2 separate regions of the Homo sapiens genome follow, and region 2 is linked to region 1. A link is an interaction called in ENCODE POLR2A ChIA-PET data of the cell type or tissue named here. Cell type or tissue: Caco-2. All regions are shown on one strand.

Region 1 (2,500 bases):
TCCACTGTTATTTGGTCACCCAGCAAACTGTCATTTTTCAGAAACCAGGGCTGTCTCACAAACTGGCTTTCAATAAGGTGGGTTGCTTAGCAACTGCCAAGGAATTAAGAAGACAGAATAAGGTATCCGCCAGAGATATTTTATGACCAAAATGAGCTGCACTCATGTGTCTGGTTGTGTTCAAGGTAACCAAGTAAGAGATAACACCCGACTATTTTTGCATCATGAGGAAAAATACTTGGCTTCTGCCCAGAAGGGCAATTATCTCAAAGTCTTGGCAGGCCCCATGGTATGAGAAATGGTAACTGATATGGGGGTTAAAAAAAAAAAAAATCACTGACCTTCATAAATACTGATGATATGAGGATGGTTGAGAGATGACATGATCTCAATCTCTCGTCTGATGTGAACCATGTCTTGTTCATCCTTAATTTTGTCCTTACGAATGGATTTTATAGCAACCTATAAAGTCAGGAAATGAAATGTTATTCAGAGAGCTAAACAGATGCAAATCAGCCATTGGGGGAGTTTGGAAAATAAATACAGATGTTACTTGTTGGCAGAACTGACAATAACCAAAACAAAGCTTGGAAATGCCCCCTTGTCATGTCTTTCATACACAGCAAAAACACCCTTCTCCTGGCAACAGAAAACATCAGGTTTGACAGCCTGGGATTTGTGATGGTGGTTTTGTTTTTGTTTTTGTTTTGTTTTGTTTTTGTTTTTTCATAAAGCAGAGGCTGCTTAACATGGCCAGAGTCGTTTACTCGAAGAACCCTGATGCTTTGAAAAAAGAAAAAAAGGCAAGTTCAGTTTACAGGGTACTGATGATTAAACATGGTTAGGTGAAATTGGTACCACTCAGTTCCACTGTGCAGCTGCCACAGCAGTGGCTATAAAAAATCATTACTGCCTGGCCAACCTCGAGGCCAGCTCTGCCTCAAGCCTCGGCTTTTAAGACTCCAGGCTATGCTGTGTTTACGCAAGGGCTCAGAAGCGAATTCCTTCCTACATCCTTCCTCTTGCCCAAGCCACCTTCAATAGCACATGGTATGACCAGAGGGCTCTTCTGGAGACAAATCAGGGTAAAACAAAGGTAGTGACAGCTCATCTCCCTGCCCGGCCCCTGTCAATTCCCAAAGCTCAGTGCCAATGTTGCAAATGCAAACTGCAGAGACCTGCCAGGGCCAACACATGGAGCAATTACTCAAAAGAAACACACCGAGAAAAAGGCAATGAATGACAATAGGAACCTAATAAGGAAAAGTGTGTTCGCCAATGGATTCATCTTTGCTCATAAACAAGCTGGTCAGTAACTTAATCAGATTGGCTCTAAGGGGGCCAAAAACTACTTCAGGAAGGGAGTATCCACGGGTAACAAAGAAGCCCACCAATCAATTTGCTGCCGGATCAGAAAGCCTGCCTAGTTCCCTTCCAGGCTGGTCCTCTTGTGACCTCAACTCTCACCTGTGGAGGTCAGGTAAACTTTCCTAGGGGAAAGGCAGCTAAACCATCCTTCTGGATTATAAAGGCATACAGTCATCTGGAGCAAAGAAAGTCCTCATTATCAGCAGCCCACGGCCACACCTTGCCTATCACACAGTCAACCCCAGCCAGCCTCAGCAGGAATATATTCACTTTTAGGAGCACGTGCTACTTCTGACTTGTACCAGCTCTCCACCAAGCACTACAAACAAAAACATTTCTAAAATGCATCAGTCCATCTATGACTCAACAAGAACTGGGTAGCTGTTATGACTGTTTTTGCTATGTATTGACCTCCCAAAAGACAGGTTATGTCTGACTAGCAGCTCCTGGGATTTCTCCTTTGCAGTCCTTACCCCAGTTGTGATTAAATCAGCATTTGTGTCTTTACTTGACTCTACACTGGTAGGGATCTTATTCACTGCTTTATTTAACTTCCAGTCCTTAACACCATGCTTGGCATACGGTAGACCCGGGAAAACATTTAGTGTAGGCAGGTAGGCAGGTAGATAAAAAACGAAGGAAAGATGAAGGGAAGGAGGAAAGGAGGGAAGCTAGAGGGAGGGGAGGGTTGCTGTTATTAATTGATGCAAGCTCAGACCAGAGAGGTGGTAGCAGAACTGGGGAAAAAAAAAGGGGGAACCACCCCAGTTAAATAATACTGCCACGACAAGCATAATAGTAAGAAGATTAAGAATTCCTTTAACATCTATCTACACAGGCAATAGAGGAATAGCTAAACAAATATAAAACACAGGGGGCCCTGCTGTAAACCCAGGGGCAGGCTCCACCTCCCTTCGACCCTGGGTGGACCCATGGCTGGATAGAAGGAGGCTGCATGGAGATGAATGAGCCTTCCAGCTTAAAGGCCCCTTTTCAGCAGAGAGCCAGACTCAGAGCTACCCCAAGTCCTCACCACAGCCCCATTCAGTATAGGGCAAGAAAAACTTCCCTTCACTTACGTCAAATGTAAAGATATGACTGGATGGCTTTATTTTATCTGAGGAAGGGCTGT
Region 2 (2,500 bases), 660 kb before region 1:
TTGCCTCCGTCTCTCACTCTGTCTTATGCCCTTTCCTTTGCCTTATGTCAAATTCTTTCTCTGAGGAGGCAAGAATTGAGGTTGCTGTAGACCCGTATGGATTTGCTGCTCCTAAGAGTGTTTCCTTTACTGCAGTAAGCAATGAACTCAGCTTTGTCTTATCAAGAGGTTGTGTCTGTGGTATTAGCGGAGCCAGCCTTTGACAGATGTTACAATTGGTTTAAAGGAGAAGTCAAACCACAAAGACTTTTATAGATCAGAAATAATGAAATAAATTTGCAAGCGACTGCAAAACTGGCTTTATTGTCGGGGGAAGAGACAGGTTCTCTCCCTAACAGACAGAATTTATTTTCATGTCTATGGACAAAATTACTGAATGTAAGTACTGTAATTACTACAGTACTTAGATAAATGACTGTAACTTTATTAGGCAGTAATACAGTTACAGAGCTCCCATAGAATCAGAATCAGATTATCTGGAAGGTTATACCCTAGACAATGCATAGTTTTCCATTGAAGCATAAATTTTTCCCTAAACTAGGTTCTGGGTGTGCTGTTCTAGGGGATTTCCCAGACATTATTGCGTTTAATCTTTACCACACCCTACAAGATGAATATTACAATTTCCTTTCTTTCAAAATGAGGAAACTGAGGCTCAGTGAGGTTTTTCAAAAACCACAAAAATGCTCTAATAACGTGTAATATATTTTGGTTAATGCAAACATCATATACTGAAAGGAAAAACTAAAAATTTTTGAATGGCAAGGAGAGAATTACTGGGTGTCATATGGCTGGTGTCATATGGCTGGGTGCTATCCAGTACTTTAATTTGGGTTCTTTAAGTTCATAGTAGTCTGCGCCTTTCACTGTCTTTGAGCTATTTTATAACTCTGTAAATGAAAAAAAAAAAAAAAAACCATAGTAATGTAAATGATTCTCATCCACAGTCAATGCAAATGAATGTTTGGTGGAGAAAACCAGTCTTGCATCTATTAACAAATGCATTTCCTCATTGCTGGGCATTTCTGATTGCCTACATAGGCGTCTGGTCTTTGAATTCTCCTTTGAACCAGTTTAACACCTTAGGGTTTCCTCATTAATTGGTGAATAAAATAAAACCTTTGACGTGTTCATTTTCTATTTGTATGACAGTCATGATTTTTACTCTTTAAGAAAATGTCTTTTAAAAAACAGTCAGAAATGACTTTAGCTGTGGGGCCACTTAATGTTTTGGGCCATAGGGAAGGTTAGCAGCTAATCTAAGGCTCTCCCTGCTCTGAAATTATTAGATTTTATGACCACATACCTGACATTCCTAGAGTTGCATGTTAAGCCATCTATTGTTTTCTTTCCAGAGCTATCTGATAGCACAGGCTGTCTGTGAAATACAGTCTGAGCAATTAGGCCTAGCTAACGTCTTCCTGACTGAAATGCCAGTACAAATATCTGACAGAAGCATGTGATTGAAAATAAATAGGGGCCAATTAATGGGAACTAATTTGGTATTACAATGGAAATAGGTGACCTAATGCATTCTAATTCCAGTTAAATGTGACTAATTCCAGTTAGTGTTTGAATTTCAGATACAGTTAACTTTAACCACTTGAGTCCTTGGAAGTTTCACAGTTATCACTAGTTATGCTGTAGAAATGTCTAGATCTTCACATGTTACCCTTGGGGCCTTTGTGACCTGGTAACTCCTGCTTCACCCTCCTGAGACCTGCATCATTAATTACTCATATAGTGTATTAAAGCTGAAATTCTTAGGTTAAAGGCATCAAAAAACTCAGATGTTTTCAGAAAATAGAGTATTAATCAGGGTCTTCTTTGCTGCAAGTGACAGGAAAGTCAAACTAATTTAAGTAAAAAAAAAAAGACTTTGTTGGGTCACATGGCAACAGTCCAGGGGCAATGTGAGTTCAGGTATAGCTAGATCCAGGGGCTCCAAACATGTCTTCAAGACCTGATATTTCTCCTTCTCTGTGTTCTGCTTCCTTTGGGTTGATTTCCTTGCTGATGGCCGTCCTCTGCTGATGGCCTTAGGTTATTCCTGGCTTGCAGGGTTGCTTCCCCAAGACCAGTGGAAAAGAGTCTGGTTCTCACCAACTCTTTCCGGTTGTTCAAACAAAAGACTCAGGATTGGCTCCAATTGGACTGATTGCCATGGCTTGGATTACGTGTCCATCTCAGAACCAATTGCTGTGTCTAGGAGGATGTGATGTTCTGATTGGCTAGGTTTGGGTCACATGTCCAGGATTATAGCTCATGGTTGAACACCTACCCCTGTGTTCCACCCAAAGCACAAACAAGAACAAAAAACCAAACACCACATATTCTCACTCATAGGTGGGAATTGAACAATGAGAACACATGGACACAGGAAGAGGAACATCACACTCTGGGGACTGTTGTGGGGTGGGGGGAGGGGGGAGGGATAGCATTGGAAGATATACCTAATGCTAGATGACGAGTTAGTGGGTGCAGCGCACCAGCATGGCAC

The links. Peaks named below come from ENCODE experiments on the same cell type or tissue, not always from the same donor. Only the 100,000 strongest peaks of a DNase experiment are listed, where the experiment ranks them.
Region 2: POLR2A ChIA-PET joins it to region 1 with 13 read pairs; 1 of 35 experiments calls an interaction of 5 or more read pairs at or near these places.

Annotation. Positions count from the first base shown.
Region 1 is chr12:106,106,064-106,108,563 of GRCh38, forward strand. NUAK1 (NUAK family kinase 1) reads right to left here. Exons shown (of 7, transcript NM_014840.3): 2 at 342-462. Among named protein-coding and RNA genes, the nearest start is that of NUAK1, 32 kb to the right of the region's middle. RefSeq lists enhancers at 814-1,559, 1,560-2,303, 2,304-2,500. In Caco-2, no CTCF peak of the experiment used is centred here; a DNase peak (open chromatin) is centred at 988.
Region 2 is chr12:105,444,423-105,446,922 of GRCh38, forward strand. No RefSeq gene overlaps it. Among named protein-coding and RNA genes, the nearest start is that of C12orf75, 110 kb to the left of the region's middle. In Caco-2, no CTCF peak of the experiment used is centred here; a DNase peak (open chromatin) is centred at 1,379.